2 separate regions of the Homo sapiens genome follow, and region 2 is linked to region 1. The links are chromatin loops, found by intact Hi-C in ENCODE. Cell type or tissue: PC-9. All regions are shown on one strand. Links, peaks and the distances in the headings refer to the core of each region. The heading gives the core; the rest is flanking DNA.

Region 1 (9,387 bases), core at 1,945-6,944:
TGTAAACTATAAACACAGTATAATTATGTTAAATATAAAAATGTTTTTCTTCATTAATGTAAGCTTACTGAACTTTGTAAAACTTTTAAAACTTTGACTCATAATACTTAAAAAACTACAAAAATACACTTACTTTTTCTCTCTCTCTTTTTCCCGGGCTGGAGTGCAATGCTGTGATCTTGGCTCACTGCAACCTCTGCCTCCTGGGTTCAAGCAATTCTCCCGCCTCAGCTTCCCAAGTAGCTGGGATTACAGGCACCCACCATCATGCCTGGCTATTTTTTTTTTTTTTTTTTTGTATTTTTGTAGGGGTTTCATCATGTTGGCTAGGCTGGTCTTGAACTACTGACCTCAGGTGATCTACCCGCTGGGTAGTGCTGGGATTATAGGCGTGAGCCACCGTTCCCAGCCTCAAAAATACATTCTTATTCTGTACACTTCTATTAAGTTTTTTTCAACTTTTCTGTTAACTAGGCCTAGGCCTACCATAGGGTCAGGATCATCATGTCACTTATCCATCATATATTGTCTCACTGGAAGGTCTTCAGGGGCAATAAGACGATGCTGTCATTTATAACATTGCCATATAACTGCCTGAGGCTTTTTTTTTAAAGGATCACACTGATAAAAAGTGCAATAAATATGTAAATCAGTAACATTGATTTTCATAATATCAAGTATGTGCTGTACATAATTGCATGTACAGGTTTCTTTACACCAGCATCATGAACATGAGTAATGCATCGTACTCTGCTGTTAAAATTGCTACAGTGGTCAGCTCCCTTATAGTCTGGGCCCATCGTACAGGTGGTCTCTTGCTAACCGAACCATCGTTATGTATCTTTTATTTTTGTTCTGTTTTTTGAGACAGAGTCTCGCTCTGTTGCCCAGGCTGGAGTGCAGTGGTGCAGTTTTGGCTCACTGTAACCTCCGCCTCTCCGGTTACAGTGAGTAACCTTCTGCCTCAGCTTCCCAAGTAGTTGGAATTACAGGCACGTGCCACCACGCCTGGCTAATTTTTATATTTTTAGTAGAGATGGGGTCTCACCATATTGGCCAGGCTGATCTCGAACTCCTGACCTCAGGTGATCTGCCCGCCTCGGCCTTCCAAAGTGCTGGGATTACAGGTGTGAGCCACTGCGCCTGGCCAGCTTTTTTTTTTTTTCTTAACGGATAACATTTTTTTTTTTTTTTTGAGATGGTCTCACTCTGTTGCCCAGGCTGGAGTGCAGTGGTGTGATCTTGGCTCACTGCAACCTCCACCTCCCGGGTTCCAGCGATTCTCCCACCTCAGCCTCCCGAGTAGCTGGGACTACAGGCGCATGCCACCACACTCGGCTAATTTTTGTATTTTTTATAGAGATAGGGTTTCACCATATTGGCCAGGCTGGTCTCAAACTCCTGACGTCAAGTGATCCATTCACCTCAGCTTCCCAAAGGGCTGGGATTACAGGCATGAGCCACCATGACCCGCTGTGTAGCTCTTGGCAGTACTAGCTTAATGAGCAAGGAGAGATGAGCATTGTATAGGGCGTGGGTCTTTTCTTGGAAATTGTCCAAAAAAAAAAAAAAGTTGAGAGTTAACAAGTATATACTGAGCCTATTAAAGGTGGCCTGGACTCTGGAAATACAGGGTTAAAGTTATTTGAGAAAGTCTGAGGCTACTTTCCAGCCAGTTCCTTAATGAAAAGCCAGTTACTCCCTGACTCATGGACTTGGCAGTAGAGGTCCCAAGTTTTAATGCTGTGCGCCTTCTAGGAGCTGGCTTTGAGAAAGCTTAGAGCCTCATTTGTGCTAAGGGTCTACTTTTCTTATTACCTGATAGTGCTGCTTGAGGCTGTTTGTCCTTTTTTTTTTTTTTTTTTTGAGACAGTCTCACTCTGTCCCCTAGGCTGGAGTGCAGTGGCATGATCTCGGCTCAGTGCAACCTCTGCCTCCCGGGTTCAAGCGATTCGCCTGTCTCAGCCTCCTGAGTAGCTGGGATTACAGACACGTGCCACCACACCTGACTAATTTTTGTATTTTTAGTAGAGACAGGGTTTCATTGTGTTGGTTAGGCTTGTCTCGAACTCCTGACCTCGTGATCCGCCCACCTCGGCCTCCCGAAGTGCCGGGATTACAGACTTGAGCCACCGCGCCTGTCCTGTCCTGTGTTCTTAGGCTGGATGTTTTCCATCTTTGTCTCCACAATATTTGTATTCCACAGATTCCCTGAATCTTAGGAGTCTTCTCAGTCAAGACTGGGAAGAAGTGGGAAACAAGTGGAAAGACTGCAGTACTCAGTTTACTTGCACACTTGAACAAAGGGATTTAAATATATACTCTGTTTCAGACGAAAGTTCTAGGTGCGTAGGGTTAGTAGGCAAGGCAGCGAGATGCTCTGCAGGGCTTACATTTCATTGTGTTACTTGTCAACATATATTCTTAACTCCCCTCAGAAAATTGCCTGAGTTTATTAGCTTAGAGCTGGGAATTTAATGCAGGTGTGTCTGATTCCGACCCCCAAAATAGCACATGGCTGCGTAGCCCAAGCTACGGTACCCTTACCTGGACTGGTAACAGCTAGCTTAGCATCCTCCTTACTCCAGCTACTAAGAATGAAGTGGAATGGTGTAACAGCATTCCACTTCATTCTTAGCCAGGGTAAAGCTTTTTTAACAAACTGAATTTTGACTGTTTCAAAGCCCTTAATTGACAAATTGTGGCATATCTATACTATTAAGTACTATCCCACGATGAAAATTGACTACTGCAAAATGCAACAATGGATCAATCTCAAACATGCTCAGCCAGACACAAGCACATAATAGGTGGTTCCATTTATGTGAAATCGAAAATAAACCAGTGCCAGATAAATGATTGCTTGGGACGAGCAATTGGGGGCCGGAAGATTGCCTGAGAAGAGGTGGTGTTTGTACCTAGATACATTTGTCAGAACTGAACTGTACACTTAAAACTGATGCATTGCAAAACTGGTACCCTTAAGCCATTGATGGCTACTTAATTTCCTGTGAAGGCCTGGTCAAGCACATTGCCTGTTTTCACCCTCATCTCTTGCCACACTCTCCCTGGCTAACCCTGCCAGTCGCCTAGCCTTTTTCCACTGGAGGCACTTTGCATCTTTTACCTGGAATATTCCTTTGCATGGCTATCTACTGTCTTTGGGTCTTGGCCTTAATGTTACCAAGAGGTCTTCTGGCTTCTCTATCCCACTGGTTTCTCTCAAAACACTGGTAACAAGCCAGCATTTATCTCTTGGTGTATTTGCTTATTGCCCATCTTCCCTAGTGGAAACGAAGTGCTTTTTTAGTGCAGGGACCTTGCCTGTCTTTCAGTGAGGGCTCGACACTGTAGGATCTCAATAAATTGTGATTGAATTAGTAAGAAGTGACTACTAAAATAGTGGTATATATTAAGTGTTGTATGAACATGCCAAATCCAGATAGAACCCATTTAAGATTCAGGCATATGGTAAATAGGTCATGTTGGTAAATAGGTGCATGAAACTAGAGGGTGTGAGTGGTGGGGAAAAGAATGTGTAGTATAAAATGGATTTGGAGTCAAAAGACATTCTGACTAGATGCCTCTTCAACTGTAAATTGGAAATGATCCTGCCTCCCTACTTCATGAAATTGTTCAGAAAGAAATGTGAAAATAACCTGAAAGTAACCTGAATAATAATTAGGATTATTAGTTAGCAGCTAAAACGTTTGGAGTTTTCATTGTGTGCCAGACACTCATTGAGTACTCACAACTCTGTGAGAGTTGTTACTGTTCTTAGCCATATTTTGTAGAGGAGGAAGCAGAATCTCAAACCGTTGCTTGCTGGAATTTATAAGTAAATGTTGGTGGCAGTATTCAAATGCAGTACTTCTGACTCCTGAGTTTATGCTCTTACTCAGAACTGTTCTCTTGGCTGGACTTTTTGGTCAGTCTGATTTGTTTGGTAGGTGAGATTGGCAAATATACTTTGAGCATTGAAAAATACTGCAAGCATTTTAGATAGGGTATAAATAATTATATACCCATTCCATTCACAAGTAATAAAAAATAGTAACAATATAGAAAATTGGAAGCATGATTCTTAGCCAGGAGATACTTCAAACTAGCAGATGGTAAGCCAAAAACTCCTCGACTGGGTTTGTCAATCTTCCTATAAAGCAAGATCAAAGACGGCGGCAATGACTCGGGTCATCGGTGGGAGCATTTCTGTCCATTTCTATTTATGGTTGGTCATTGCATCCTATCTTGGGATCGATTCATTTTCTCCAGAACTTGGGAAGTTACGAGTAACTCTGCAAGTCCAGCTCTGGCAATCAGAATGTCTAAGTAAATTCAGCTTAAAAGCTTCATGCAGGAATTTTCCCCCTCAGCACCTGGTTTTGAAAAGGTTTTCTGCACTTGTGTCCGATGTTGAAACAGAGGCTATCTGTTTAAAATAGCCTCAGCTTTGAAAGGGAACTTAAAATAGCTTGCAAGGAGGCCTGATATTTGGAACAATTACTAATGTTTTATAGTCATGGCTTCAGCAAATAGCACTGTTCGACAGTCCTACCTCAGTTTATGCTCCAGTGGACCATCAACCATTGCCAACGCAAGGAGGCTTTAACCAAATAGTCCAGATTCCTGAGTTTTGCTTGAGCCTGTCCTCCAGCGTCTTTCTCACTGTGACCTATTTTCCTTAGCATCAGGCTCAAGCAGAGCTTGGCTGACACCAGCTCTAGACAGTGAGGCAGGTACGTGACAAGAACACCTACGTTTTGGGGTTGGTGGGAAGGACAGGAGTTATGCCTCTGGAAGGGGCAGAGGCGGTAAGAACCAGTGTCCTGAATGGGGCCCTGGTTAAAGGAACGAAGCTGCCTAGTATGCAAACGGAGGCAAGTCTTAGTCCGGTTTTGGGAGGAGGCCGGAAGAGGGCCTCAGCGTGGTCGCTGACCAGAGTCCTGCTGGCTGCTCCCCGGCGTGCAGCCGTCCGTGCTGGGGTTGCAGTGACGTCTCGGGGCCGCTTGGTGGTAGCCGTGTGTTTCCAAAGCTGGCTCGCCTACGGGAGAGTCCAGCTGGGATCCCGTGAACCGACCCCAGAGCCCCGGAGGGGGCGAGGGGTGGGAAGGAGAGATGCCCGGGAGCCCCCTTCGCAGCGGCAGGGACGTAAGAAGAGGACGGGGGCTCACTTAAGTGGGTAGCCAGTCAAGAGGGTGGCTGGGAAACTCCACGATCGCAGGGCGGGTAAAAGCGACCCCCATTCAGTGGAGCCGCCCCGGGGCTGGGTTTGACCCGCCCCTCTCGGCTCTCCACTAGAGCGCTGGTGAGTGAGTGCGAGTAGCGAATGTGGGCAGGTGAGGACGTTCCGTACCTAACTGCGTTCTTGGGGAGCATCGCCTGCCCAATTTGGGCAACGTTTGCGCGGAGGAGCGGTCACTGCGCTCGGGCGCAGAGCTCCGACGGCTTCCAGCGCTCACCAGCTTCAGTCTCGCGGGTCCTGCCCCTTTGGAGCTGCCGGTCCCGTCTCCGAGAGTCTGAGCGCCTCCCCTCCAACCCCGAGCCGCCAGGAGAAGGAGGAGGAGGCAGCGAGAGGCCGCGGCAGGCAGGCGAGCAGGCAGGGCCGCCTTTGATGTGGGCTGGGCGCACCCAGGCGAGCTGAGCGCCCGTCCGGCCGCGCCCCGAGGGGGGAGCCCCCAGGCCCCGCATCCTCATTGTGCCGGCTCGGGCCCGGGCCCGCCCCCGGCCCCCCGCCCCCTCGCCGCCCGCGCGTAGAAAACGCCCCGGCCGCCGCCAGTGGTGGGAGGCGGCGATGCGCACGGCCGGAGAGACGCGGAGGAGGAGACATGAGCCGGCGGGCGCCCAGACGGAGCGGCCGTGACGCTTTCGCGCTGCAGCCGCGCGCCCCGACCCCGGAGCGCTGACCCCTGGCCCCACGCAGCTCCGCGCCCGGGCCGGAGAGCGCAACTCGGCTTCCAGACCCGCCGCGCATGCTGTCCCCGGACTGAGCCGGGCAGCCAGCCTCCCACGGACGCCCGGACGGCCGGCCGGCCAGCAGTGAGCGAGCTTCCCCGCACCGGCCAGGCGCCTCCTGCACAGCGGCTGCCGCCCCGCAGCCCCTGCGCCAGCCCGGAGGGCGCAGCGCTCGGGAGGAGCCGCGCGGGGCGCTGATGCCGCAGGGCGCGCCGCGGAGCGCCCCGGAGCAGCAGAGTCTGCAGCAGCAGCAGCCGGCGAGGAGGGAGCAGCAGCAGCGGCGGCGGCGGCGGCGGCGGCGGCGGAGGCGCCCGGTCCCGGCCGCGCGGAGCGGACATGTGCAGGCTGGGCTAGGAGCCGCCGCCTCCCTCCCGCCCAGCGATGTATTCAGCGCCCTCCGCCTGCACTTGCCTGTAAGCGCCCGCGCGCGGGGCTGCCCACCTTGCCTGGCTGTCTGTCCGTATGCCTGTGCCCTGTACCTCTGTCTGCCCGCCCGTCGGTTCACCTGACTCTTCGACTGCGTGTCTGTCTGTCCGTGCGCCCCCTTCCTCAGGTCCCACTGACCGCTTCTCCATCTGTTTCCCGCAGGTGTTTACACTTCCTGCTGCTGTGCTTCCAGGTACAGGTACGTGGGCTCCTGACTTTGACCTCCTCCCGCCCCTGCCTCGCGGTACACGCCGACCCCCCTTCCCCGGCCGCGCCCCCTCCCTGTGCCCCACCCCTCCTGGGCGCTGAGCCCAGTGCACCTGTTCCCAGGGCGCGGAAGGGCGGCTCCGCGTGCGCCCTGCGCCGGCGGGGAACCGGCCAAGGGCAAGGGGCTCTGCCGCGGGGCCCGAGGAGGCGCTGGCTGTCGCGGCCACTGTCGGCCTCGGCTGGGAGGAGATCCCGCAGAGCCGGCGGGCTCAGCCGCAACAATATACCCAGCTCTAAGACCCCTGCCCGCAGCCAGCGAGGGGTAGGACCTAGGGATTTTCTCTGCCAACCTTCCCTTAACATCGCCGCTTCCAAACAAAAAGACTTTCAGCCGAGTGGATTTCGAGTCCAGGGAGAAAGCTTCAGTTGTAAATTACTCTGTGGTTTTGAAGGCGCTTGCAGCACTGAGACACACACACAGACACACACACATGCCCGGGACGAGGGGAAGCTCGAGGGCGCCTAGGCCGAGTGGCCGCTGCCCGCGAGGCCGCTCCCGGATGGGCCGCGCTCCGCACTCCCTCGCCTAAGGTGGTGCAGCCCTCGTTGGTTCCCCGCCTGCTCCCGGTTCGCTCGCTCTCCGTGAATCAGAAGAGGGCTTGGCGCTCGGCCTGGAAAGCACTTGCTAAAATCTGATCTGTTACTTCAGCAGCTTTCAGACTCGGGAAGGTCTTGGCACGCAGACAGTTGGAACGCTCTGGCTTCCAAAGCCGTAGAAATGAAGGAAAAAGGGTTGGGGGGAGGGAGAGAGAAGAGCGAAAAAGGGAGCCGACTTCAGCCCCGATTAGAACCAGACCAGGGCTGCCTCTGCATGGTGGGGGTCGGGGGGCGGCGGGCAAAGGGAATAGGAAGCGTCAGCTCCCCAAGCCCCCACCCACCTAGTGCTGCAAGGGGCCAGGCCAGGAGGAACTGGACACAGGTCAAAAGAGGGTTGTCTGACCCTTCCCCCTCGGTGGAAGGCAGGTGGCTTTCCGGGATTAGAGAAGATTCTTAGACCTTAGCCTTCTGGATTGTGGAGATCCCCAGAGCTAGCCTTGAGCACAGGAAATTGGTGGTTCTCCCGGTTTTCTGGCTCAAGGAGTGTTGTGTGCCTTGAGCACTGCGCGACTCAACAGCCACTCGCAGTGTTTGGCGGTGGTGGGCCTGCTATCTTCCTTCCACGCCCAGGAGAGGGTTGTTACCCTCCTGATAGGCACTGAGCTGGGGGCATCCATTGGGGCTTGGGGATGGAAGGGTGGACGGACTGATGGGTTCTTTCCTCCTGTTGGCCAGGCTGGGGTCCCCAGTGACTCCTTGAATCAATATAACTGGAGTCAGTAACTTAAGACTGGCTGTTTGCCAAAGCAGATGTGACCTGTGTGGTGATGGGGGTGGGGGTGGGGAACGGCTGGTGTCAAAGAGGGAGGCCAGTGCCAGGCATGGCCTGCCTGGTCTGCAGCTGAGTCCCCAAGCAGAGGGCAGGCCCTGGGGTCACTCCAGGGGGTCTGCTTGTCTGACCTGGGCAAGAGCTCTTTTCCAGAGTGCTGTGCCTGGGGGCAGGAGGGATGAAATGGGCAAGGAGTAGCAGGGAGGCCTGCGGATGTGTGGCTCAAGCCTCTGGATGCCTGCTGCTGTTGGTTCTTCTTGAAGTAGGGCCCAGGAGGGGCTGCTGTGTGGTCTTTGTGTTCTCCGTGGGAGCTGGAGGGAGGGAGTGTGGACTCTGCATCCCACCTCCACCTCCTGGCCAGAGCTAGAGCCAGCATCTTGGGAAAGAGCTGGGTGGTCTGCCCTGGTTAGGTCAAGAGGCAGCCTTCAAGCAGGTGAGGGATCCTCCTCTCCCCACCACCTCCACCTTCCCCCTTGTCCCCACCGGCCTTTCTGCATCCAAAGTGCCATAAGACTGATGTTTTTAACCCATGGTCCATGTACCCTTGGAGTGTCAAAGGATGGGATTGTGGGAGGGGGAGGTCCCTGAAACACTGCACAAAAATGGTGCTCAAATGTGCTGTGTCTGGAAGAGGGTTGCCTGCTCCCCACAGAGTTTCAAAACATCTATGACCCCTAAAGATAAAGAAATGTTATCCTGGGAGTTATGGGCAAGGTTGTCAGGCTTATGTCCCCATTCACACTACAGGGGCAAAGGTGGGGTGGCCTTAATGGTTGAAATGAGGGGTAGGAGCCAAATGATGTTAACTGCCAGGAATCTGGGGCCTGCTCCCTGCTGAGGTTTGGGTAGGCTGCACTTAGCGGGTAGCAGTTCAAGCTCCTTTAGGGTGAGCCGGGGCCAGGGAGGCCTCTCTACATGGCAGGAAGGGCTCAGGGCTTTGCAATCCAGTGGCCTAGGCCTGAACCCCAGCTCCAGCTCCATCTTTCCCTCTCTGTGGATCCCCAGAGTCTTAGCTGCATCATTTATGAAATGGTTGGTCATGGAGTTGAACTGGTATATGATGGGGGGTGGGGTAGTTTTGCCAGTTCTCATCCACCCAGGAAGGCACATTGTGGCTGCTGGGAAATGGATGCGCCTACGCCCTTCCCTCCCCTCGCAGTGTTTTCCAGGACTGGTCCAGTCTTAGCGGTGGAGTTTCTGGGCCCCTCCTTTCTTCCTGTCCATCGCTACCGGGCTCAGAATGGGTCCCTGCCCCCAGCTACGTTTCCATGAGCACATTCAGTGCCAGACACTGTCCTGCCCACCCCCAAAGTGGTGAGCCCGCCCTCACCCGCTGGCCACCCTGGGAAGTGGGAAGCTGGGAATTTAATAAAATC
Region 2 (9,387 bases), core at 1,689-6,688, 640 kb after region 1:
TAGCCACCACACCTGGCTAATATTTTTAAAAAATTATTTTTTTGTAGAGATGGGGTTTTGCTGTGTTGCCCAGGCTGGTCTCAAACTCCTGGGCTCAAGTGACCCGCCCGCCTCGGCCTCTCAAAGTGTTGGGATTACAGACGTGAGCCAGCCTGCATCTTGTTTCATATTCTCCAAAACTGTATAAGGCCCAGGTCCCGCCAAACCTGGCCCTGCCTACACCCCAGCACACTTGCAGACCCCGCAGGCCCGGCCCCCACCTGCTTGATCTTCTCACGCTGCTCAGCTGCGCTGCCCCCGCCGTTGATGTGGAGGCTCTTCTTGTACATGGCCATGCGCGTCTTGCCCTCACTCCTCTGGATCTTGGGCAGCCGCGCCTTTTCCTGTTGCTGCCGCACCTTCAGCTGCTCTATCATGCGCTGGTTGTAGCGCTGCATCTGCTCCCGCTCCTGGAGAGGAATATCCAGAGGGGCTGAGGGCAGCTGCACTCTGGACTCAGAGCGTGGTCACAGGCTAAAGGTCCCCACACTCCACTCAGGGGCCCAGGACCAACGCAGCCCACAATGTTCAGCAGATCAAGGCTGGTGTTATTTTGCTTCTACACTAATAACATTATTTGTTCTCACTTTAAAAATTCTTGTTAATAATATCTTGGATTCTTACCTTCTAAATGCCTTTTCATCTAATCAATGATGGCATGCCATCATTAGCTAATATCTCAAAGCAAAATGTACACGAAAGGGGATGGTTTACCATTAGTGATGGCAGATATGAACTTATATTTTAAAAAATCCTGATAGATTTGAATTTTTTCCTTCCCCTAACACCTATTTGTATTTCAAAGCTCAGCATGGGCATCACCTCCTCCAAGAAGCCTTCCCCGATTTCTTCACTTGGTTGGGTAGCCTTATTCTGAACTCCCATGGCCCTATACTGACTTCCATCACTGCATTTAGATAAGAAACTGGAATTATACACAGCTGCTGTGCATCCAGACCTTGGTCTGTCTGTCACTGTCCCACTATGGAGGCTGAACTGAGACAGACAATTCCCGCAGGAGAGGGTGCTTTGGCCACACAGAGTAGGGGCCCTCACCAGCTCTGGGGAGTTCAGGGAAGGCTTCCCAGCAGAGGTGGTGTTTAAGTGGAGACCTAAAAGTATTGAGGGAATGCACAAGAAAGAGAGAAATAAAGACAAAATGGAAAGGGAGGACAAAAAGAGGGAAAAGAGAAAAAAGAGCAAAAGAAAGACACACACCGGGCAGGCACAGTGGCTCACGCCTGTAATCCTGGCACTTTGGGAGGCCAAGGCGGGCAGATCACTTGAGGTCAGGGGTTTGAGACCAGCCTGGCCAACAGGGTGAAAGCCCAACTCTGCTAAAAAAAAAAATACAAAAATTAGCCAGGCATGGTGGCAAGCACCTGTAATCCCAGCTACTCGGGAGGCTGAGGCAGGAGAATCACTTGAACCCAGGAGGTGGAGGTTGCAGTGAGCCTAGATGGCGCCACTGCACTCCAGCCTGAGTGAGAGAGCGACTCCATCTCGAAAGAAAGAAAGAAAGAAAAGAAAGAAGAGAAAGAAAGAAAGAAAGAAGGAAGGAAGGAAAGAAAAGAAAGAAAGAAAGAAGGAAAGAAAGAAAGAAAGAAAGAAAGAAAGAAAGAAAGAAAGAGAAAGAAGGAAAGAAAGAAAGAAAGAAAGAAAGAAAGAAAGAAAGAAAGAAAGAAAAGAAGAAAGGGAAAAAAAAGAAAAGAAAGAGACATACACAGCAAGTAACAGTCAGTGAGGGAGCCACTTGGGCCATTGGCTTCCCTGCATCGTTTCCCCTATTCCTAGCCCCTTGAGCTGAAGCAGGACGCCCCTGGAGAACCTCCTGGGGCCTCACTGCAGCCAGCCCTGGCTCCTCTTGGGGGCACTTGTCATCCAAAGTGTGCACCCAAGAGGTGCCCCATCACATACAGCCTCATGGCTCTCCCAGGTCGGCCCGGCAGCAGATCCGAGCCCCGTGCCACCGGCAGCCTCACCTTCTCATGCTTGCGCAGCAGCTCGTGCCGCTGGAGGAAGTACTGGTCTTTGAGCTGCTGCTTCACCAGCTGGTGCCTCTCCTGCAGCTGGTGCTCTTCCATCTCCCACAGGGCTGCTTCCCGGTCTGCAGAGGACATGCCACCGAGCTGGTGAGGTGCTGACAACCAGAGACTCGACAGGCCCCCTGCCCCCCACCTCTGCCTGGCCTCCTCATGCTGGAGATGATAACCAACCTGCTGGGCTCAGGAATTGCCACATGTTCTACCTCATTAGACCATGTTGGCTGATCTGAGCTGAGGCCTAGAAACTTCCTTTAAGCCTAAGGAATGAGAGCTCCCAGGAGCATGGTATAGCAGGAAGTATTCAAAGTCAGGAGCCACAGAAACTGCAGCTATAGGCTGGAACCCAGCTCCATCGGTGGGATTAGGAATGGAGAGGTTCTCTAGGCATCAGCTGCCATGTCTGCCAGATGGACACAGCTATACCATGGAGGGAGGGGACGTCCTTGGGAGAAACTTTGAAGTGCAAAGTTTCCACACTGCATCTCTACCTTCCTGATGGGCACCTGGGAAGAGCTCAGATGGAGACCCCATGAAGAAGACAGAATGGCCTCTTGTCACTATTTCCTCCTTTGAAAAATGGGTGAGATCCTCCTTGTCTCCTGCACGTCCCAGGCATGCGTTATGAAGACAATGAAGATACTGGCATCTTAACACTGGAGGTCTATTAATCCACCCCTGTGCACAGCACCCGGGTGGGGACCTGGGGTCAAAGGGAGAATCTCACGCCCTTCGAGACAGGAGATTATGCTTGGCTCAGTGCGAATGTTGTTTATTTCACTGCATTCCTGTTCCGTGCAAAATGGTATCTGCTTTTGGTATATCAGAATAGTGATTCTGGCTTCCACCCCAAAATCAGAACCACAGTTCTGTAAATAGGACGGTTCTTACCAACATCATGGGATAGGAAAAGGAAGTGAGGGCTTTTCTCAAAACAACTGTGCTCTATTCAGAATATTGAAAACTCAAGAACCCTGTTTTGCTGATCCACATCAAATAATAAGAGGTTTATCTTGCTTAACTGCACTGGTCATCAAAGGCCTGGATGAGGCCTGTTTTATAAATGAGCCAAAAATTGCCCTGGGATATTGGCCTCGTGTTGTTTACTTCCTCACAGCAGGCTTGGACCGTCAAAAGTCCACAGGCACCAAACTCAAATTTGTACCCATCCTCTTGTTATTTTTAAAACATAATATGTACGGCCAGGCACAGTGGCTCACACCGTAGTCCCAGCATTTTGGGAGGCTGAGGTGGGCAGATCGCTTGAGCCTAGAAACCTGAGACCAGCCTGGGCAAAATGGCGAAACCCAGTCTCTACTAAAAATATAAAAATCAGCTGGGTGTGGTGGTGTGCACCTGTAATCACAGCTGCTCAGGGGCCTAAGGCATGAGAATTGCTTGAACAGGGGAGGCAGAGGCTGCAGTGAGCCAATATCGTGCCACTGCACTCCAGCCTGAGTGACAGAGTAAGACTTGGTCTCAAAAAACAAAAACAAAAAAAATGTATATAGTTACATAAAAAAGCTCAAACAGGGCCAGGCGCGGTGGCTCATGCCTGTAATCCTAGCACTTTGGGAGGCCGACGCAGGCAGATCACAAGGTCAGGAGATTGAGACCATCCTGGCTAACACGGTGAGACCCCGTCTCTACTAAAAATACAAAAAAAAAAAAATTAGCTGGGCATGGTGGCGGGCGCCTGTAGTCCCAGCTACTCAGGAGGCTGAGGCAGGAGAATGGCGCAGTGGCTCACACCTGTAATCCCAGCACTTTGGGAGGCCAAGGCAGGTGGATTGCTTAAGGTCAGGAGTTCAAGACCGGCCTGGCCAACATGGTGAAATCCCATCTCTCCTAAAAATATAAAAAATTAGCTGGACATGGTGGCGCAAAGCTGTAATCATCCCAGCTATGAAGGAGGCTAAGGCAGAAGAACTGCTTGAACCTGGGAGGTGGAGGTTGCAGTGAGCTAAGATTGTGCCACTGCACTCCAGCCTGGATGACACAGTGAGACAGCGAGACTCTCCATCTCAAAAAAAAAAAAAAAAAAAAAAGCTCAAACCAAGCAGATATTTAGCCATTTGGAGCCTGCCTACTTTGCATACCCCATGAAACTGCACCTAACATCTGCCAGCCATAGAGATGGAAGACCCAAGGGCTCCATAAAGACCCCAAGCCACCGTTGCCCTTTGCAGTTCTCTGACCCAGAGACGCCCCGTCTGAGCTCCCCACGCTGGACGACATCATCTAGACATGTGAGCCCCCTCTCAGTCCCCTTCTTGCCCAAGAGTTCCTTTGCCCTCTTCCCCTGCTGGATGGTGGCCCGCACCATCATCTCCAGAAAGCCTCATTCTGTAAGGGACCCCCTCAGCGTGTCAACTTGTCAAAATGCCCCCCAAGCAAAGCTGCTGGTATGCTACTGCCATCTTGTGGTCATTTATTTTTCCTCAATCAGCCCAGAAATCCCTTGAACTCCCAACAGCACCAGGGTAGGCCCGGCTTCCTGATATTGTCATCCAAGGCCCAGCTCTATCACCCATTAACTGTGCAACCTCAGTGCTATGATCTAAACGTTTGTGTCCCCTCCCCAAATGTGTATGTTGGAATCTTAACCCCTGAGGTGAGGGTATTAGGAGATGGGGCTTTTTGGGAGGTGATTAGGTCATGAGGGTGGAGCCCTCGTGAATGGAATTAGTGCCTTTTTATTAATAAAAGAGACCCCAGGCTGGGCACGTTGGCTTATGCCTCTAATCCCAGCACTTTGGGAGGCTGAGACAGGCAGACCACTTGAGCCCAAGACTTTGAGACCAGCCTGGACAACACAGAAGACCCCATTTACACAAAAAACACAAAAATTAGCCAAGCGTGGTAGCACGTGCCTGTAGTCCCAGCTACTTGGGAGGCTGAAGTCAGAGGACTGCTTGAGCCTCAGAGGCAGAGGTCACAATGAGCCATGACTGTGCCACTGCACTCCAGCCTTGGCTACAGAGCTAGACCCTGTCTCAATAAATAAATAAATAAACAAAAATCCCCAAAACCCAAAAAACCACAAAACCCCAAAAACCCAGAGACCCCAGAGCTAGTCTCCCTTCCACTATGTGAGGATACAGTGAGAAGGTGCCATCTATGAAGCAGAGAGTAAGTCCTCTCCAGACCACAAATGTGCTGGCACCCTGACTGTGGATTTCCCAGCCTCCAGAAGTGTGGGAAATGAATGTCTGTTGTTGATAAGCCACCCAGTCAGTGGTATTTTGTTACAGCAGCCTGAATGAACTAAGATACTTGGCCAAAGAATAGTAACTCTCCAAGCCTCAGTTTCCTCATCTACAGAAATGGGGATAACCTAGGCCCTGCCTCACAGTGTTAGGTGAGGATTTGATGAGATAAAGGTAGAAAAATGGACTGGCACATGGCCTGGCAGAGTGGTTGCTCAGTCCACGCCAAGCTCTCTCCACCTCCCGTAAATCCAGCTCACTTATTAACATACTCTGCCTGTTTCTTTCTTTTCTTCTCTTGACTTCTGGAATAATCTCAAATAGTCTTGGTGACAACTGGTGTCCTTACCTCGTTCCTTACTTCAAGTGGGGCTTTTCCCCAGGTTTCCCCATGAAGAATGATGTTTAGTTTTGGGGATGGAGAAGGCCTGGGAGGTTCTTGTTGCCCACCCCACTTCCCAGGGCTGGGATGTCCACAGCGACTCTGGGCCAAGACAGCGCTGCCACTTGCACACCCCCACCTCGAAGGAGCTCCTGCTTCTTCATGAGGCACTCGCGCTCCTTGTCACAGATCTCCCGCCTGTTGTCGGTGGTGAGCCTCTTCATGGCCAGCTCCAGGTCCTCCTTCTGCTTGGCTACAAAGTCCCGGTCCTGTGGGGAGAGAGGAGGACAGGCCTTTATCCAGAGCCGGCTTGGGCACCTCCATGTCTCTTCCTATTATGGGAGAAAAGCCCGCGTGATCAGAGAAGAAAATGCAGGAACAGAAAAGAAATTGGTGGAGGAGAAATTTAAGGGAGACTTAGAGACGCATCAACCAATTTCAACATGTGGGCTTCATCTGGATCCTGGATCAAAGAACAGTCTCGGTCTGTCACCAGAGCTGGAGTGCAGTGGCATGATCTCGGCTCACTGCAACCTCTGCCTCCCGCGTTCAAGTGATTCTCCTGCCTCAGCCTCCTGAGTAGCTGGGATTATAGGTGAGCACCACCACTCCTGACTAATTTTTGTATTTTTAGTAGAGACGGGGTTTCACCATGTTGGTCAGGCTGGTCTCAAACTCCTGACCTTGTGATCTGCCTGCCTCGTCCTCCCAAAGTGCTGGGATTACAGGAGTGATTGGAAACTGGAATACTGACAACATGACGTTGTTCAGCAATTATTGTTGAATTTGCTAGGTGTGTTTATGGTATGGTAGTTATTTCTGTGATGTTTGACAGGTAAAATAATATGATGTCTGGGATTTGATTAAAAAGAATACCTTGGGGTCAGGGAGTGAATGAGTGGACATGAGGTGATATTACTGAGATTAGGTGACAGGTATATGGTAGTTCATTATACCTATTCCCATGTTACTTTTCTTTTTTCTTTTTTTTTTTTTGAGAGAGAGTCTCGCTCTGTCACCCAGGCTGGAGTGCAATGGCGTGATCTCAGCTCGCTGCAACCTCAGCCTCCCAGGTTCAAGTGATTCTCCCATCTCAGCTTCCTGAGTAGCTGGGACTACAGGTGCACACCACCACACCTGGCTAACTTTTGTATTTTTAGTAGAGACGGGGTTTCACCATGTTGGCCAGGCTGGTCTTCAACTCCTGGCCTCAAGTGATCCACCCGCCTCGGCCTCCCTATTCCTGTGTTTTTAATTTTCCATAATAAAGGGTAAAAAAAATTAAAATAAAAAAATTTAGAAACCACGGAATTAGTAAAACTCTCCACTCATCTTATCCCCCAGAGTTGGCAGCTGCGGTAGGTATGTCTATACAAGTGTATCTATAGCTATTGTTATTGCTGTGTTACAAAAATTATTAAAAAGGGCTCAAAGAGATATGTGTGCACCCAAGTTCACAGCAGCATTATTCACAACAGTCAAGGGATGAAAACAGCCCACGTGTCCGTCGATAGATAAATGGATAAATCATGTGTTATATCCACACAATGGAATATTATTCAGCCTTAAAAAGGAAGGAAATTCTGACACATGCAACAACATGGATGAACCTTGAGGACATTACGCTAAGTGAAATAAGCCAGTCACAAAAGGACAAATATTCTATGATTCCACTTACATGAGGTACCTAGAGTAGTCAAATTCATAGGGAAAGCAGAATAAAGTTACCAAGGGTTGGAGGAGAAGAAATGGAGAATTACGGTTTGATGGGTGCAGAGTTTCAGTTTTACAAGACAAGAGAGTTCTGGAGATAGATGGCGGAGATGGCCGCACAATGTGAATAGGCTTAACGCCACTACACTGTACACTTAATAATGGTAAAGATGGTAAACTTTATGTTATGACTATTTTACCACAATTTTAAAAAATTATTTTAAGAAATCTTTCCATGTTATAATGTGATCTTCTGGCCAGGTGCAGTGGCTCATGCCTGTAATCCCAGCACGTTGGGAGACTGAGGCAGGCGGATCACCTGAGGTCAGGAGTTCGAGACCAGCCTGGCCAACATGGTGAAACCCTAACTCTATTAAAAATACAAAAATTAGCTAGGCGTGATGGCAGGCACCTGTAGTCCCAGCTACTTGGGAGGCTGAGGCAGGAGAATTGCTTGAACCCAGGAGGCAGAGGTTGCAGTGAGCTGAGATCGTGCCACCGCACTCCAGCCTGGGCAACAGAGTGAGACTCCATCTCAAAAAAGAAAAAAAAAAAACTGGGATGAAACTCCCAGTTTTGAAACTCCGTCTCAGATAAATAAATAATGTGATCTTCTATCACATGTGTTTGAATGGCTGAAAATATTTCATGCTATGGATGTTATTTATCCAATAAACAACAGGGTGTCTCTAGGTTTTATCTATTTTAAATAGCGCTACTTCATATTCTGGTAGCTAAGTATTTGTGAACCTCTGTGATAACTCCTTCAGGATTTTCAGATTCCCTCAGGATTTCTAGAAGCAGAAAATCCAAGCCAAAGGATGTGTACATCTTCAAAGCTCTCCATGCAACTGCCTCCTCCAGGCCAATCTGCTGTCCCTCTGCGTGGATGAGGGCCTGTGTGCCCCGCCCTCACCAGTCCTGCGTTCTCTTCCTAATCGTGCTGTAATGGGACAGACAGGTCATAGGGTGTCCCGGAGAGAACACAAGCTTGAGGCCTCGACCCCCTCCCTGAATGTGAACTCAGCAATGTTACCTCTCTCAGCCTTTGTTTCCTCTTCTGCGAATGGGAAAATGAACAGCTCCTACCATAGTAAGCTATGAATGCTGAAGCAGGTAATATACAAAGCATTTCTAAATATGGACTCAAAAATTCTTTGCTTTGGGGGCTGAGGAAGCAGAACACACAAAGACCCCCTCGTGGGGGAAAATAGGAGCATTCCGGCAAAGGATGAAAAGAAGGCTGGGGAGGCCGGCCAGGGCACAGCAAAGAGGCGGCGCTTATCTTAGGGACAATGTGGGAGCCACTGAAGGGTTTTAAGGCACAGGGCTGTGGGGGGAAGGGTGCTATTATCAGACTTGGAATTCACATTGATCACACGCAGGCAGGAGAGAAGAAACTGCAGGGGAAAAACAGCTACAGGAAGCCTCGCTGGGAGGCCACTGGACAGTGGCTGGGGGATCATGGAGATGGTGACGAGTTCATAGATCCAGAGACAGGAGATAAGAAATATACATACCATGCTTCTGGAGGTGACGAAGGACTGGAGGGAAAGGAGGCGTCAGGAATGATGGGCCAGAAAGGAAGGAAAATGGCACCCCCTCAGAGCATAACAGGACCAGGTCTGGGACATCACAAGTTTGATGTCCTTCAGACTTAAAAGATGCCAAGTGGGCAGGGGAATATACTGGGTTGGTCAAGGAGATGTGACTTACAAATAAATAACCCTAAAACAAGGTAGGAGGTGCTAAGGGTTTGGGAGGTGGTCAATGTAAAGTGTTGGGGTATCCAGAGATGGAAGAGCTTACTTCCAGATGGAGGCAGGGCAATCGAGGAAGGCTGCATGGAGGAGGGGATAATGGGGCCATGAAGGATGAGGCCAGATTTAGGTATTCAGAACGGGGTATTTGAGGGGCAGGGATTGGGCAAAGGCAGAGAGGGGGCCTGGTCACCATTCCAGGTCTCGCACCAGCCCCTGCGCTCCCCAGCTGAGGCCAGGGA

The links. A loop is a pair of places that touch in the nucleus more often than their neighbours do. Peaks named below come from ENCODE experiments on the same cell type or tissue, not always from the same donor. Only the 100,000 strongest peaks of a DNase experiment are listed, where the experiment ranks them.
Region 2: a loop joins it to region 1, with 6 times the contacts of the local background. A loop is called at or near these places in 11 of 110 quality-filtered maps.

Annotation. Positions count from the first base shown.
Region 1 is chr5:171,413,867-171,423,253 of GRCh38, forward strand. It overlaps FGF18 (fibroblast growth factor 18), which reads left to right and starts at 5,781. Exons shown (of 5, transcript NM_003862.3): 1 at 5,781-6,365; 2 at 6,541-6,577. The coding sequence starts at 6,334. RefSeq lists silencers at 5,618-5,727, 5,848-5,957, 6,098-6,147, 6,208-6,287. In PC-9, for the core only: CTCF peaks have their summits at 5,004 and 5,212; DNase peaks (open chromatin) are centred at 4,985 and 5,515; H3K4me3 peaks cover 1,957 bases.
Region 2 is chr5:172,055,328-172,064,714 of GRCh38, forward strand. It overlaps STK10 (serine/threonine kinase 10), which reads right to left. Exons shown (of 19, transcript NM_005990.4): 14 at 5,812-5,941; 15 at 2,022-2,146; 16 at 261-449. Among named protein-coding and RNA genes, the nearest start is that of FBXW11, 53 kb to the left of the region's middle. RefSeq lists enhancers at 1-351, 352-851. In PC-9, for the core only: a CTCF peak has its summit at 4,477 (motif pointing left); no DNase peak of the experiment used is centred there.